Regions from separate parts of the Homo sapiens genome. Here region 1 is linked to region 2. A link is an interaction called in ENCODE POLR2A ChIA-PET data of the cell type or tissue named here. Cell type or tissue: Caco-2. All regions are shown on one strand. Each heading gives the region's core, and the rest is flanking DNA. Links, peaks and the distances in the headings are about the cores only. Region 1 overlaps EMX2 (empty spiracles homeobox 2). Region 2 has its middle 61 kb from the start of EMX2.

Region 1 (8,328 bases), core at 271-8,270, 71 kb before region 2:
GGCTTACATACTGATCAGGGGCTTTAAGGGTCCAAGATGGTGGTGGCTGTTGCTCTTCAGGTCCTCCGTACTGCAAAGGGGGCAAGAGGCAGTCCCTAGCTAGGTGCCACTGAAGGAGGGACTCCTAGGAATAAAGCTGATTCTCAATAATAAAGTCACCCTTGGATAATACCACACCCAACACACAGACGTCTCCACCAGAGTTTGAGTTTATGGACTCGAGATTGTGTACTGCTTAAGAAGTCTGGACAAAAGGATGGGTGACGGGGTGCTCTGCTGAAATCCAGCTCACATTCCACTTGGCAAGCCACAGGAGAGAAAGGGGTGCCTTCCACCCAGAAGAAGGGATGCCTTTTTCTAAGCTGCACAAAGACACAGTATGGGCTACAGCAACCCCAATCCCCACGGTCACGTGCACACTTACATACATGTTTGTGATCCACGTGTTCAAAGTTGCATGCTGTACAAGCATATTCAGGTATAGCCACTCATACATATGCAGCCACCAGCATGCAAGGTACATGGCACAGAACTTTCTTCATTAGCACACCCCTTCCTAGGGACCCAGGCACAGATTCTCCTGCTTGGCCTTGACCTGAGCTGATGATGATGCCCTCAACCCCCATTCCAGGCCCTGCACCCCACAGACAAGGTCTCAGAAGTGCCTGATCCCTCAGGAACAAGATCCAGTGACCGGGCAGGTCCCCCAACAACTGACTTACCTGCCCTCTCTTACCTGACCCAGGATGAGGCCACTGCCAGAGTGGCCCCTGTTGAGGACAAAGGCTGGACATGGTGGGCTCTGCTAGGTGACCAAGAACATGGCCCACCCACCTCTTGGGTTTGCAGTGGGTGAGTGTGTGTCTGGGAGAAAGCAGGGAAGCGGGGGATAGGGAGAGCTCTGCCTCCAGGAGGACCTTGCAGCCTCATGGAGCCAAGTGCCAGAGTAGCTGTCTCCAGACCCATGGCTTCCAAGTAAGCCAGACCCTCAGCCAATGCCAGCCACCCAGCCCTAGCTGTGCTTTTACTTACCCAGTAAGCACAGGGGAAAGTACCCCCACAGGCCCTGGGGACATCTTCCTTTAATTACTCCACTGGTGACTCCTGAAACTTTTTACCTTCCCCAGGGCCTCCCTACAAGAAAGAGGCTCTCTAGCCTAAAGAGTCTTCTATGGGTGCCCAGGAGCCCCTATCTGTGTGCAAGCGCAGTGCCCTGAAGGCAGACAGCAGAGGACGCAGGCAGTGGCCCCAGCCCAGACAGCCTCCCTCCACTCCCGCCATTCAACCGCAGACAGGCCCAGGGCCCAGGGGCTCTGGCTGACCTGGGGATGGGCAGTCCCTGGCATGGCTGCCCCTCTAGCTCTTCTGTTTTAGGGGAGGGGAGGGGCGTCCACATTCTCTGAAGAGCAGAGCCCTGCGAAGTGACCCTGTTTCAGAATGAAATTGAGCTGCCATTTTCATCTTCTTCCCAAATGTCAGCAGCGTTAGATCAGATTAGGAACTAATCTCTTGCCAAAATTCATTTCCGAACAAGAGAGGTGGCTGCGGGCGATGTGGAGGTTTGTCGTTGGTTTCTCAACTCCCCGTATCCTTTCTCTCCCTGTTACTGGGGTGGGAGTGGGGGTAAAAGTTGGCATAGACTGCACTGAGGCCCCGGGGGGGCCTAAGGAATGTCAGGCGGTGGCACCAGGTGCAGCGGGAGGAAGCCCCTGGCATTAGGTGAGTGGGCAGCCGCGCTGGCCCTGTGCTCAGTAGCTGTGCAGAGCCGATTGCTCAGGCATCCTTCTTGGGCTGGAGAGAAACGGGAACAAGAGCCAAGCGAATGGGGCCAGAAGGACAGGGCCTGATGCCTGCACCACATCCTCTCTGAGGTCCCTCCCCAAACCCCACCTAGTGCCCCGCCTCAGTGTCCCCAGCCTCTCACCTCACGGGCCAGAGTAGTAAAAGGAAAAGGAAAAGGCAATTGCAACTTAAAGAGAGAGAGGGAAAAAAAGGAAAATAAATGCCCAAAAGCACTGGTCAGTACCTTGCAGGAGGCCTCAGTTGACAAGTGACCAGAACACAGCCGCTGGCCTGAATGCATAATTACCCCCAAGTGAAAATTCCCCCATCTAATTTGATATTTGGTTCTTTGCAGAAGCTATAGCCTTCGTAAATAATATACAAAGTAAGAAACCTAATCCCGCCTGCTAGAATGTTTAATTCATCATTATGCGAGCTAATTGGAAGGTGATTATATGGTAATTGCTCATTAGTGGTGTATATTTATCGCTGTACCTTATGTCAAGGCCATGGGAATTGTGTAGAGTCTGTTCTCTCATTTCAAGGATCAGTTTCAGAAGCAGGAGCGAAGCAGGCAAGATCAAGTTCTTTCTGACGTCAGGGTCCAGCCAGGGCTATGGAGACCCGTGCTATATATAGGGCCTGGAGCTGGCTGGGAGCAGGGGACGTCTGGGGCCAGGCTGAGGCCCAGCCATCCAGACGTTGCTGGCAGCCAGGCCACCGCCAGGCGAGGCCAATCATCCTCAAGTCATTTTCCAAATGAGACCGCATGCCCATCCCAAGCACCTTCAGGACCCCCAGGTGCATCTTGGCCTTTGTGCCTGTGCTGGGAATGGAGACCTTACTTCTGTACTGTCTCTCGGGAATGGGAGGAGGGGCAGTAAGTGTGGGGTAGGGAGGAGGATGGCGAGGCTCGATGTGGAGATTGAACACTGGGTGGGAGATAGGGATCGGAAGGTGAGGTTTGACTTGGTGAGGAAGGTGGAATTTTGAGTGCTCTGTCTCGTCCCTCTCTCCCTGCCTTGCCAAAAACATTCTCTCAATCACACCACCCAGCGAAGCAGGAGGCTGGCTCCATACTGCCGGGTTGGTGTTTAGGGAGGGAAACCCAGAGTAAAAGGGGAGCTTTCTCCCCGGGGTTAGCGGCGGAGCCACGACTAATGAACTCGAAGCACGAAGAACGAGGAAGGGCGGGACGTGAGCGGAACCGAGCCACAAGGCCAGCGCCTGGGATGGGTACTTAGGAGAGGCAGGAAGGCGGGTCTGAAATCCTGAGGGTGTGGAGAGATGGGGAGGGCTCGGTCTGCAGGTGGAGGTGGGGGCAGGGGCGAAGCCTGGGGCGTTAGCAGCCGGGAGGACCAGGCTCCAGCACTTGGAGTCCAGCCTCCATGCGCGCATCTCCGCACGTGGGCGTGATCTTTGGCGCGCTCTGGCGCCCCCTCAGAGGAGTGCGACGCGCCTCTGCCCTACCCGGACCCCAGCTCTGGGCGCTGGCCCGCCGTCCGCTTCTGGCACCCCGACTCGCAGCTCCGGGGCCCTCCGGAGACTCCCAGCCGGGCAACAGACACTAATAAACAAAAGGCCAATTAGACGCTGGGGCGCGGCTGATGAATGGACCTTGCGCTTCCAAGCGTGGCGCCGCCTAGAGTTTTCTGGCGCACCGGGTCCTGCGGGAGAAGCCACCTCCCGGAGAGGGGTCACGGCTGGGGTCAGAGGGTTCTCAAAACTCCCACTTTCCTCTGGCTACGGGGCTGGCTGGGGCGAGAAAATCGGCGGTCGAGCGGAGGGCGCGGGCCGGAAGCTGCGGGCGAGGCGCGAGAGGCCCCACAAAGCAGCCCGGCTTTCGGGCGCGGTCCCCCGACGCTGGAGGCCGGCATCCTCTGCCGCCCCGCCGGCGGTTGCTTCTAGGCGGCGCCCCAGTAATTCCAGCGCTGATTGCTGGAATAATAAAGACTGGTCTAGAAAAATGCGCAGTTACACAAAACGGCTGTTGTTTGCCAAACTCCGGAGTTAGTGGGGCGCTGCTGGAACGACACCCCAGCCCAAGCCTCCTCACTAGACACACACGCCTCGATCCCAAGACACACAGATGTTGCCCTAGGGCTGGGCATGGACATCCATCACAGGGACCCCCATCCAAACACCGAGAAACGTCCCCGCAAGCCACACACACCGAGGCCACCCCCATCTTCTGAGATGTGCAACTCCAGACGAATTCGCAGATACACAGTGCAACCAGACCGCGGCACACACATTCAATAAACTGCATTTCCACACCGTCATAGGCACTCTGCAGCCTCACAACTGCACGTGCTGGCCCTAACTCAAAACAATCTAGACGCACAAGGACAGCTAGACATCTTGACCAAATCTACATAAGTAGCCCCAGCCTCTCCAGCCTTTAACTTATTCAAACAATTAGAACTGACACAAATTGACTAAAGTCCTAGCTGAGACACACAATTCTATTCCACAATCCACACAAATGCCATTATACCACAAACTAGTGCTCTCACCCTATACAAACACACAAGAACAGACCCTCACCCTGCCAGCCTTACACCGACTTGGACCAGCCCTAAAACCCCCACCACGGAGTGGGGCCCCGGGCCAGGCCTCCGAGCAGCCAGAGTCCCTCCCCAGCCGGCCTGCGCGTCCCAGACTTTGTTTCCTGCGACTCGAGGCGGGGACGGGGAGGAGCCGAGGTTTCCAAAGCCGAGCGCAGGCCGGAGCCCCCTTTCTGCCTGGCCCGCCTGGCGCGGCTCTCAGGCTGCCACAATCCGCCCCTCGCACAAAAGTGGCCCGGCAGGTTCCGGGCCGCAGCCAATGCGCCAGCTCCTGCTCGGCTTGCCTGCCAGGAGCAGAGCCAGAGGGAGCTTGGAGCACTGAACACCCAGAACGAGAGCCAGGAAGTTCGGAGGTCGAAGGCTTCTCTCACCCTAGGACTTTCTGGCGCCTCCGCGAGAAACGCACACGGAACCCATGTGTACTTCGCAGGAGAACGTAGCCGCGGCACACGCGCTTGGTAGATTCCGTTTGACCCTCTCAGGGCAGCGCAAACGGAGAACCCGTGCCTCTCCCGAACATGCGCTTGGCCAAGGGGTCCCACAGGGAAGGTCCACAAGTAATTAACAAGGAAACGGAACATGGATCAAACTTGTATCCTACATCCCCATTAGGGGTCCCAGGCAGGACCCAATGGCAACGTGCATACAGTTCTCCGTGTCCCAGAAGGAGCGCAGAATCTGACCCACGATGCCCATTGAGCCCTGCCCGGGAGCATCCAGGGCTGGCACCCATATAGCACGAAGGGGCACATAGACCTGCGGCTCATGGCTCCTACAACCCCCTGCTCAGCTCAGCACGCGCGCACTGCGAAGGGAACGCAGAGGCAGGGCACACGCGCACCCTGCCCCGCGCCCCACTCCCAGATAGTCATCGTGGGATGGCATCTCGCAAATATTTATATTCCTCAGCGCCACGGCAGCCCGCGTCCACATTAGACACTCTAATCCTGCCACTTTAAATAGATGAATTAATAAAGCAAACGAGCGGCTAATAAGCTGACTGTCCTGCCTTTTTGAGGCGGAGGAAGGACTCGAAAGTGCGCCAAATTTGTTTGCAGTGGATCAAGGCGAGCCGCCTCTGCTTCACTTTCTTTATCTTAATTCCGACTTGAAAAGATATAATTATCTAGTTTGAACAGAGCTGCTATCAAATCCTTCTTTGGGCCGGGAAGGGGGGCGTTGGAGTGGATTGCGGCTCTCTGAGCCGCTCCGTGCAGCCGGAGATAGCGCGTAATGAAGATGTGGAGGCCTGAGATACAAAGGGCATTAACCTCATTAGCATGAAACCTTTTCTTCTTACCATTGTGGGACCCTTTCAGCCGCCTAATCCCCCCTATTTTCAAAGCTTGGTTTGTAATAAAGCTTTTAGTTTTTTTTTCAAAGCTAATAGTATTCTGTGATGATTTTATTGCTGTTACACTACATAGGACATTTACCCAAAAAAAGAAAAATCTTCACCACCAGCCCCGTTTTCTTGTACTTAAAAAGTATAAAGTATATAATTTCGGCAGAAGTAAACCTTCTGTTAAGACGGAATTTTTTTTTTTTTCTGGACAGACCATCTGAATTTTAAGAATGTTTAAGAATGAGCTCGGTGTTTGAGGTATTCCGGGTTTTGGAAGGTGAGTGGAAGGAAAAGGTAATTTGTACTTGTTGAAGAGAAAGGGATGCTTTCCGGGAGCACTGACTGCAAAGCGCTTGAGACAGCTGGTGGTCACTGAGGGTCGTGCTGTCAAAGCGCCTGGAAGCCCCACGAGGGTTTCCAGGATACCCCGAGGCGCACCTGTCCCTGTGAGACGCAAGCCCGGGTCTCCTGAGGCCACCCCGTCTCCCTCCTCCCCCGGCAACTCCCGGCGGCGGTGTATCCCCTCACGGCACACACACCTTCCAAGAAGAGTCTGTGAAAATGCACTATGAGCAGCCAGGTTTCTACAGAGGGACAGAAATGGGGGGAAAGAGGGGAGGTGGAAGACAGGCAGAGATGGGGGAAAGGAGAAAGAGACGGAGAATGAATTCTGCTTTAGAGAAGAGGAGAAAAAAAAGAAAAAATTTCCATAGTGCCCTATAGTCCCCACACGTGCACGGAATGTCTAATCTTAACTTTTCAAGGCAAGATGTTAACAAAGCTTGTATTTTTGCCCTGCATTGTAACTTGGCCTTATCACAGTGTAAAGGGTGGGGAGATTGTCCTAAATTATGTCCAGGCAGCCCCCCTGGATCCGTGGATTAAGAGATTAAAGGAGACCACTGGGCAAGGCCTCCTCTTTCCCCTTCATATTCCTGGTATGATAATTGCTTAAACTGATTTGCACTTTCACAAAAGCTCGCAGGACGCTTTGTAGCTCGAACAGAACAGACGAGGTTTCTCTATCAATGGAAATAAAACTGATTAATGCAGCCTATCAGGATAAGAAGCAAATGAAGCATGCAAAAACAACCTCGTACCCCCAGAAGGGGGAAGGAGGGAGGGAAAAAAGCTAAGTTTCCTCCAAGTCTGATTACAACTTTTTCTTTAATGTTAAAATTAAGAGTTGAAGGTTTTTCAGAACACTTGCCTTATAAGGCTGCTGAGGCCCTTGGGCTTGGCCCATCACCTTCAGCAGATTGGGGCCAGGGAGAGGAGGAAAGAAAGGAAGGAAAAGTAAGACTTGTACTTTGGGGTTTGAAGTCAGAAAGTTTAGAAGTTGCAAGATTCTGCTACATGTTTTCCCCAATATTTTGGGAGAGTAGTCCTCAATGTGTAACTATATGTCCAGTTTTTTTTTAATAACCAGAGGTTAAGAGAAGTAAGCATTTTAACCTGAAGTTCAAACTAAACTCCCTCAGGAGGGCATACAATGGGCAAAGTCTGGTTGAAAAACTTTTCTCCCATCTCTTTTCTGAAGGACTTAAGTTTTCCTAATCTTCTCCCTTCTCCACCCTCATCTTTCTTTAAAATGCCTGAGAATCCATCAATCTGGCCCTTTTGTGGGTGAGGAGCCTGGGTTTCTTGAGCCTAGTTGGGGAAGGACCACACTCAAATTACTGAGATACATTTTTAAAGATCCACTTCAATTTCCCAAGACGACTACTCTGAGGGCATATTGATAAATCTTTATTGACAAAATATTGACATTGACATACTTCTTGGAAGTATATAGTGTGTTAGAATTCTAACAAATTAACACAAAACACAAAAATATTTACATTCTGGTATAGAAGACATTAAGGAAGCATTTGTCACTCTCTTTAGTAAGTCTATGATCTTGGAATAGAAACTCAGTGCTTGAAAACTTGCCGCCGTGCGCTTGGCCACACTTAACATCATCCCCGCTAACTACAGTCCTTCAGGTTTTGCAATAGATAGATTTAAAGTTTGGAATAGGCATTGCAGTGAATGGTTGAACTCGGCCAATTTCTCCAACCACTGAAAGGAGAAGTTTGCATCAGGGTTTTAAGCCTCAGGATGTTAGGAAAGGGAATGTCCAAGAAATATAATTAATTTAGGGGTTTTTTTCCCAGTACAAGTCCTGATTCTTTTTGTGGGCACCCTCCCCCGCCACCCCCAGCCCCCCCGTCGTCCTGCTCCCCGTTTCTCTGTAAGAGGACCACTATCGCTGAGCCTACTTCATTTAGCTTGCACAATCACTTTGACATCAGAAGGTATCAAAAAGTGTTTACAGACTGCACATTTCTTGGGAAAAAAAATCAAAATAAAAAGCACACAGAACCTGTCTTTAAAAGGAAAAGAAAATTACAATTCATTTTCGGTCTTTAAACACCATTCGCCCAACAACTGCTACATGCATTTCAAGGATTTGAAACAGGTGTGGGATGGGGCTAGATATGGAATTTTTGTTTTTTATTACTAATTATTTTTAAAGATGGGGGGGAAACACAGCGAAGTGCAAAAAACAAAAAAGTCCTGTGCCTGGTTGGGTCGTGGTTTTTATCATCATCATCATTTTTTAAGTGGACTGTGATAAACGGAATACCTGCC
Region 2 (8,328 bases), core at 63-8,062:
CCTCTTTGTAAAGTGAGGGAAGGGCAGCCCTCTCTGCTCTTTTTTTTTTTTTTTTTGAGACAGAGTCTCACTCTGTCTCCCAGGCTGGAGTGCAATAGCACGATCTCGGCTCACTGCAACCTCCGCCTCCCAGGTTCAAGCGATTCTCCTGCCTCAACCTCCTGAGTAGCTGGAATTACAGGTGCCTGCCACCACGCCCAGCTAATTTTGTATTGTTAGTAGAGCCAGGGTTTCACCATGTCGGCCAGGCTAGTCTCAAACTCCTGACCTCAGGTGATCCACCTGCCTCGGCCTCCCAAAGTGCTGCGATTACAGACATGAGCCACCACGCCCGGCCTGCTCCACTTCTAAGGCTTCTTGTGACAATGTAAGAGAAAGGAGATGACAGAGCTTTGCAACGGGAGGAGGGCTATGTGTTCTGGTGACCAATTCACTGTCTTGTGTCGGGACAGGAAGAAGCCCTTCATACGGGCAGCAGGCTGGGAGCCAGGGAGGAGGAAAGATCACGATCCACTCCCTGGTACATGGCCCTTCTGCACCCCGCAGTCTCCTTCCAGGTGCCACAACGAGAAGGCACACATCCTTGGCACAGCACTTGAGGCTTTTCACCACTGGCTGCACTCACCCCTCCAGACTCACTGCCTTGCACCAACCCTTTTCCGCCCACCCCACTCTATGCTGTCCACAGCCTCCACCCCAGCCACCTGATTCTGCAGGCCAATGTCACATTCTTCCAGTCCAGGTTCTATTCTGGCATTTCTTGTCATTATTTTGCTGAGAATGTGTCTCTCTTGACTTTGAACTTATTGAGAGCAGGAATCATGACTCAGCCATATATCCCAGCACTTGGCCCAGGGCCTGTCGTTTCCAGGGTAGGTGGTCTAGGCTGATTGAAGGAATGGCATTTAGTCTTTAAAATGAAAGCATGTTGCCTAGCTTGGTTATTTTTGAACTCTATAATCAAGGACTACGTTTACCTGAATAGCCTCTGCAGAACACCAATTCCGTAAGGTGCTTCACACACACACACCAATTCTATCATTTAATACATTTTGGAAAGGCTACATACTACTACAGCCTCTTTTACAGATTAGCAATGTCCATGAGCGCACTAAAGGTTGAGACATTCTGCAGTGAAGAAGCCTATTTCATTTTGTTTAACCAAGTATTTCTCAAATTTATTTGATCATATGTGGCAGAAAATGCTGTGTCTGGCATTCTTCATTTCCCTCTTCCTCCTTTAACATGGAACCCCTGATGTCTTTAGCTTGGCACATCGCCACCCAGAATAAAAACTACCTTTCCCAGCTCTTCCTGCAGCTAGGGGCAGCCCTGGGATAAATTCTGGACAATGAAATACAGGCAGAAGTAAATCATATACGATTTCCATGAAGGGACCTTAAACAGAAGTGTGCCCTTCTCTTCCCCACACATTCCTCCTCCTGTCTGAAATGTAGATGCAACTGCTGGCATTTGAGCAGCCATCTTGGGCCATGTGGTAGCTTCTTATGGATGATCTAGGACTAATTCAAGGGTCTAGATTTACCTCCAAACTTTGTTTATCTACAAAAAATAAAACTCTATCTTCTTAAAGCTACATGATCTGGCATTTTCTGTCCCATGCAGCCAAACATAATGTTGCCTGATGCACCCTGAAGCCCCCTTGTCCACACCACCTAATTCTGCAGGATACTATTGCAGAAATCTTGATCACCTAGAACACGGAAAAGGCACATGAAACCTGGAGCATTTTCAACTCAGTCCTGGTTTTCCCTGCCTCCACCTCAGCATGGGTGAACTAAAACTATTTCTGCAAGATGTTACTGCAGAAATACTGATCATTAGAACATAGGGTGAGCAAAGCCTGTGGCCAGGGCAGGAACTGATCCCAGGGTCTCATCCTCCACTGGAGTCATGGAGTGGTTGCATCCAACTGAAAGGGCAAGGCAAGAAAAGGCAAATGCCAGCCCCTGAGAAGGTGGGTGACCCACAGGCCTGACTGCCACCCTGTGCCCCACAGTCAGGGCAGCAGGAGCGTGGCGTCCCTACCGCCTCCCCACCAACCTCACCTGGCTCCCCCTCTCTCACACTCACTACTCTTTGGCCACATTGGCTGTCCTTCAGTCCTTCCAGACTGTCCTCCGTGGAGCCTCCCAACATGGTCCCTCCACCTGTAATTCTACTCACTCCTGGCTGCCACCCACCTCTCCCTATCAGCTCATTTTCACCTTTTGGGTCTCAGCCTGGGCATCCCTCCTCAGAACCCCTCCATCCTCACCCTGTATGAAGCAGCCCTCAGGCCCTCCTGTCCCTCTGCATAGCCTACTTGAACACAACACTGATGGTATTGTGGGTTTGTTGACTTATTTGTTTTCCTAATCCCCACTGGCCATCCAAGTTGAAGAGGGCACGGTCTTTGCATGTTTTGCTCATCACTGTGTACTCAGCACCTAGCACAGAGTTGTTGCTCCATAAAGATTTGCTGACAAGCTGTCCACGGGTGACTTCCAAAAGCCTCGGGGCCCCAGCTGGGTGATTGTGCCCTGAGCCAGAATTTCATTGCAGTTTTGCAAAAGTGCCAATGACAAATCTGTTCATCAGCACAAAACAGACACTGGCACGCTGGGTGTGTCCTCACCCACACCCTCACCTTGGGGCCATCAGTCAGGCCCTGTGTTTCAGGTCTCACTAGCTCAGGCCATCACTCCCTCCCTGTCTTGCAGCTGTCGGGGGACAGGGGAGGGGGCATGAAAGAAGGATCTGATACATTGTGCACTGAACATGGTAATGTAAGCAATCCAAGGACATACTGTGAGAAGCACATCTTCCTCCCTCCTGGCACCCCAGCCTCCCAGTTATCTTCTCAGAGGCAATCACTCTCCCCAGCATCTTCGATGTCCTTCCAGAAGCGCTTCCACGCATACACAAGCACACGCATTAATAGGATTTTCTTACTCAAATGTGAGCATGTTATGCGTATTATCCTGCACCTTGTCATTCACTTGCTCTGCTTTTCAACCTAATATATGTTAGAGATCCACCTACATGAGGCCACCTCATTCTTTCGACTGGCTCACATGTTGGCATTTTACTGTATGACTGATGCCTCAGTCCCCCAGTGAGGTGGTCTAATGAGATATCTCATTTCTCACCTAAATAAAGAATGCTTTCTGAATACCTCTTTGCACACATGTGGGAGTGTGTCAGATAAATACCTTTAAGTGGAGTTGCTGGGCCAACAGGTATGTGCCCTTTAGCTTCTGTTAGATAGTGCCACAGTGCCCTCCTAAGAGGTTCTGCCAGTGGGCCCTCTCATCCAGAATGTATGTGATGGGGAACGTGTGTCCCCATCTCCAGCACATGGAATCTTCTGACCCTACTTCATTCCTGTTTGGGCTGGTCTCTGCTCCCTAGCCACCACTGCCCACCTGCCCTCCCTCCCTCCCTCCCTGGAACCCAGGTTCTTACCTGCCCTCTGCCCTTGAAATTCTAGAAATCCTTGCCTTTAGGCCTGCATGCTTTGTCTAGCATCTCTCTTCAACATTGACCCACACGGAGGCCCAAGAGTGACCATGATCCTGTTACCTGGGAGAGTAGGCAAAGTCCCAGAATTCTCTCACTGTGAAACGCACTTGTCCAGAAGATTCAAGTGTCTGTGAAGTTCTGGAAAGTAGCCCCATGCCCAGGGAAATATGCCCCTGTGAAAGTGTTTCACAACAAGCAGTTGAAACCAGGAGAAGGCATGTTCCATGACTCTCTACAGTGTGGATCTGTCATCCCCTGACCTGAGTCACTGGACTTGGAATGGGAGTGGCATCCTGATGATAATTTGACCTTTGACCTTTAACTCCCAACCTGTTGGTGAAGAGTCTTTTTTTTTTTTTTTTTTTTGAGACGGAGTTTTGCTCTTGTCACCCAGGCTGCTGGAGTGCAATGGCATGATCTCAGCTCACCGCAACCTCTGCCTCCCAGCTTCAAGAGATTCTCCTGCCTCAGCCTCCCCAGTAGCTGGGATTACAGGTGCCCACCACCACTCCTGGCTAATTGTTGTATTTTTAGTACAGACAGGGTTTCACCATGTTGGCCAGGCTGGTCTCAAACTCCTGACCTCAGGTGATCCCCCTGTCTCAGCCTCCCAAAGTGCTGGGATTACAGGTGTGAGCCACTGTGCCCGGCCAAGAGTCTTCTTTACTAATCATCTTCATCATTTATCATCTTCACTCACCACCTTCAGGCATGGTTCAAGGCATTAGAGAGAGTATCATGATGACAGGCAGGACTCCCAGGTCTGAGCCAGCCTTGGCTTCACCTGCCTGAGTGACCTCAGAATGTCTCTCCCTTCTCTGGGCCTCAGATTCCTCCTCTAGAATGGGAGGGGTTGGCTTTGGGATGGGCCCTGGGGTCCCAGCCCTAATAGGGGACTTCCCAGCTAACCCCCAGCTATCACACAAAGGGGAGCTGTGGAAGCCGGACTCCTTGCCTAGCCGGTCCTCAGGCCACCCCTCCATCACTGAGTCCCAGGTGGGGCTCAGAGCAGGCGGCTCAGAGCAGCTAACTGGCTCTGTGTTCCTCTAGTACACTTTATTTTTTGTTTGTTTTGCTTTGTTTGAGACAGAGTTTCACTCTGTCGCCCAAGCTGGGGTACAGCCTCCGCCTCCCAGGTTCAAATGATTCTGGTGTTTCAGCCTCCCAAGTAGCTGGAATTACAGGCATGCATCACCACGCCTGACTAATTCTTGTATTTTTAGTAGAGATGGGGTTTCATCATGTTGGCAAGGCTGGTCTTGAACTCCTGACCTCAAGTGATCCACCCACCTCGGCCTCCCAAAGTGCTAGGATTACAGGTGTGAGCCACCACACCCAGCCTCTTCCTGTACACTTTAAACTTTGCAAAGGTATTCAAGGGGCTTCCCTTGCCATTCTATGATAATCTGTCCTTCTCCTTTTGCCCCAATATCCCCTTCCCCTAGTCTCAAACACCCAGATATACTTTTTAAAAATTTTAATGAAAGTAAACATGGCCCATTCTCAAACCTCCAAACAGAGGCCACAGGTAAAATTCCCTCCCAGCCACCAGCACCACAGGGAGAGTTTCACCTCGTTAAGGACACATCGCAGGGCAGCCACTCTGAAAACAGTACCTGGGGGTCCAGTGGAAGCACCTGCTCATCCAGGGCTCAGTTTGGTCCCCAGCACTGGGCAGGACACCCCCAGACAGATTCTGGAGCCCATGCACTGTGACCCCTGAGGAAGAATCAGCCCGAGATCAAAGCCCCATGATGGAACTAAGTCGTTGTGCCTAGGAGGGAGGATGGAGATGCCTGGAGTCATGTGGCCGAGACCCACCTCAAGGAGGGGCCCCAGCCCAGAAGGCTGCTGGCCTGCAGCTCAGCCAGAGAAACTCAGGGTTCCTAAGTCCCTTCTGGCTGCAGGTGAGGCTTGTATCTTTGGGTTCAGCCTGGAGAGGTGGAAGCAGGTGAGCACTCTCAGAGGTGATTGGGATGGTGGTGGGAGTCAGATTCCTAAAGACAAGCTTACCAGGACCTGGGAGGTCATGCCTGGTCTGCAAGGAAGACACTGTGGTTGGATGCAGCTGGCTGGACTGCAACAGGTCCACCTGATGCAAATCCCCTTTTCTTCTTCTGTGAGCTGGAAAGAACCTCCCTGGAGCCACTAGATGGCAAACAGGCTAGCTCAGGTTAAAGCCATCACCACCAGATGGGCAAATGGGCTAGCTCAGGTTAAAACCCTCACCACCAGATGGGCAAACGGGCTAGCTCAGGTTAAAACCCTCACCACCAGACAGGCAAACGGGTTAGCTCAGGTTAAAACCCTCACCACCAGACAGGCAAAGAGGCTAGCTCAGGTTAAAACCCTCACCACTAGATGGGCAAACGGGCTAGCTCAGGTTAAAACCCTCACCACCAGACTGGCGAATGGGCTAGCTCAGGTTAAAGCCTTCACCACCAGACGGGTGAATGGGCTAGCTCAGGTTAAAGCCCTCACCACCAGACTGGTGAATGGACAAGCTCAGGTTAAAGCCCTCACCACCAGATGGGTAAACTGGCTAGCTCAGGTTAAAGCCCTTGCCATCTGCATGGTACATCCACACGTGGTATAACAATGCCTTCCTTTTGCTCTATACCTGGCATCTATGTGCCCAATTTATAGATTCAGGCTGGCCTGTGCTCAACTCCCAGCCCCTCTATAAACAAGCTGGCCTCGGGAAGCCTCTTGAACTCTTTGAGCCTGTTTCCTCATCTGTAAAATGGGCAGGATAACAGTGCCTGCCCCACTAGACTTGTGAGAGTCAACAAGAGAATGCACACACAATGCTTGGTGGCTTGCGGGCACAGAGGAGGCTGCTCTCTTGCTAAAGATTAAATGCACCATTGCCTTTTGAGGAAGTGCCTCCTTGCCACTTGCCATTTCTGCCTCTGTCTCATCCTGCTGGAGACTCAAAACATCTGAGGGGGGCTGGCTGCGGTGGCTCACGCTTGTAATCCCAGCATGAGCCTTTGGGAGGCCGAGGCAGGTGGATCACTTGAGGTCAGGAGTTCGAGACCAGCCTGGCCAACATGGCAAAACCCCATTTCTGCTAAAAATACAAAGATTAGCTGGGCATGGTGGTGCATACTTGTAATCCCAGCTACTCAGGAGGCTGAGGCAGGAGGATCGCTTGAACCCAGGAGGCAGAGGTTGCAGTGAGCTGAGATCACACCACTGCACTCCAGCCTGGGCTACAGAGTGAGACTCCATCTCAGAAAAAAAAAAAATCTGAGGGGCCCTCTCATTCCCCCACAGAACCAAGCAAAGCCCTGGTTAGGAGGGCTGGTCACTGTCCCCAGCCTTGGCTCCCTGGAGAGAAGAAACGGTGCCTCCCCAGGTGTCTGAGGAGGGGAAGAGGAGCCTTCCAAGGGAGCACTAGGATGTTCATCTCTTTCCCCTTCCCTGCCTCTCTTTGCTGGGCTAATGTTCATTGAGCCCCTGCAGTAAGCCATGCGTTGTGGGGGGAAGAGGATAAGAATCGTCAGGAAGGATTCAGACCTAGTTGGAGACACGCACCCAGAGAGAGAGAGACAAATAACACACCACAAGACAGCCATCCCTCTCTTCAACAAACAAGCACAGCAAAACTCTCCAACCAACTTCTGCCTTAGGAGTCGAGGATACAAAAATGAATGAGACACTGTCCCTGTCCTCAAAATGTTTACCGTCTAATAATATAATTCCACTCAGCAACTGAGGGCTTCCAGGGGCTTTGCATGCTTTGTTTCATTTGTAATCCTAACCCACTCTCATGCAGGAGGTCCTAGTATCCCCATTTTGCAGACGAGGAACCTTAGACTCTGGAATGTGTCCATCGTCTGAATAATCACCACTAGGTGTCCAAAGTGCTCTAACTAGAGCCTACACACGTTGCCTTGGGAGCTTCAGACTGACTTTTCAGAGCAAGTTGTGGTCAGGGAAGAATAGTGTCTGAGCTGCTTCTTAAATGACTCAACCTCCAGCAGGCCAGGCAAGGCAAGGAATTCCTGGAACAAGACTAGTATATGCAAAACACCTGGGTATAAAAGAACACAGGGGGCATGAGCTATTTGCTCAATTCTAAAATCTAAGAGGTTTTCAAGGTAATGGTGGGAGACGTAGCTGCGAAGGGAGGCAGAAGCAAGAGCTTTGAACAGAAACCTAAAAAATAGAACTTCTGGAGGCAATAGGGAGCCATTGAAGGTTGTTAAGCAGGGAAGAGAGCATCTGAAAGATCACAGGTCAGTAGAAGTAAACCATATTGTCAGGGCTCTGAGTCATGGGAGAGAAGAACATGGGTAGGGTGAGCCAACAAGGTTCCTAGAGGCAGGGCACTCCAGTTAGGCCCAATGCTCAGATGAAGGTAGCATGTTGATAGGAAAAGGCAATGGTCAAATTAAGCCACAGACAAGGCACATGAAACCTGGAGCATTTCAGACTCAGTCTTGGATTTCCCTGCCTCCACCTCAGCATGGGCAAACTAAAAAAGAAACAGCTGAGAAAGTGTCAGATGTATTAAATCCACTGAGTTCCTGTCTCGGGCTCTTGGGCTCTGCCTTTCATGCTATATTTAGATGCTCCAGAATTCTCCTCTGCTCAGGCGTGTCCCACACCCCCTCAGAAGAGTGAGCATGTTTCCTGGGCTCCCCCCAGCCTTTGCCAACCCCATCAAGCTTCCTGTCTGACCCCAAGACACATTTTCCAACCAGGGTTTGAGGGACTCCACATGGCCCAGCCCCTCTTCTCCCTGAGATCTGGATTCCACAAAGAACCAGCCAGAATTTGGCATTATTCTCCTCA

What was found. ChIA-PET counts read pairs that join two places held together with the same protein. Peaks named below come from ENCODE experiments on the same cell type or tissue, not always from the same donor. Only the 100,000 strongest peaks of a DNase experiment are listed, where the experiment ranks them.
Region 1: POLR2A ChIA-PET joins it to region 2 with 7 read pairs; 3 of 35 experiments call an interaction of 5 or more read pairs at or near these places.

What each region holds. Positions count from the first base shown.
Region 1 is chr10:117,548,641-117,556,968 of GRCh38, reverse strand. It overlaps EMX2 (empty spiracles homeobox 2), which reads right to left. Exons shown (of 3, transcript NM_004098.4): 3 at 7,423-8,328. Among named protein-coding and RNA genes, the nearest start is that of EMX2, 10 kb to the right of the region's middle. RefSeq lists enhancers at 4,286-5,077, 5,022-5,997, 5,936-7,280. In Caco-2, for the core only: no CTCF peak of the experiment used is centred there; a DNase peak (open chromatin) is centred at 4,601; H3K4me3 peaks cover 1,524 bases; H3K27me3 peaks cover 252 bases.
Region 2 is chr10:117,477,562-117,485,889 of GRCh38, reverse strand. It overlaps EMX2OS. Among named protein-coding and RNA genes, the nearest start is that of EMX2, 61 kb to the left of the region's middle. RefSeq lists a silencer at 6,258-6,487. In Caco-2, for the core only: no CTCF peak of the experiment used is centred there; no DNase peak of the experiment used is centred there.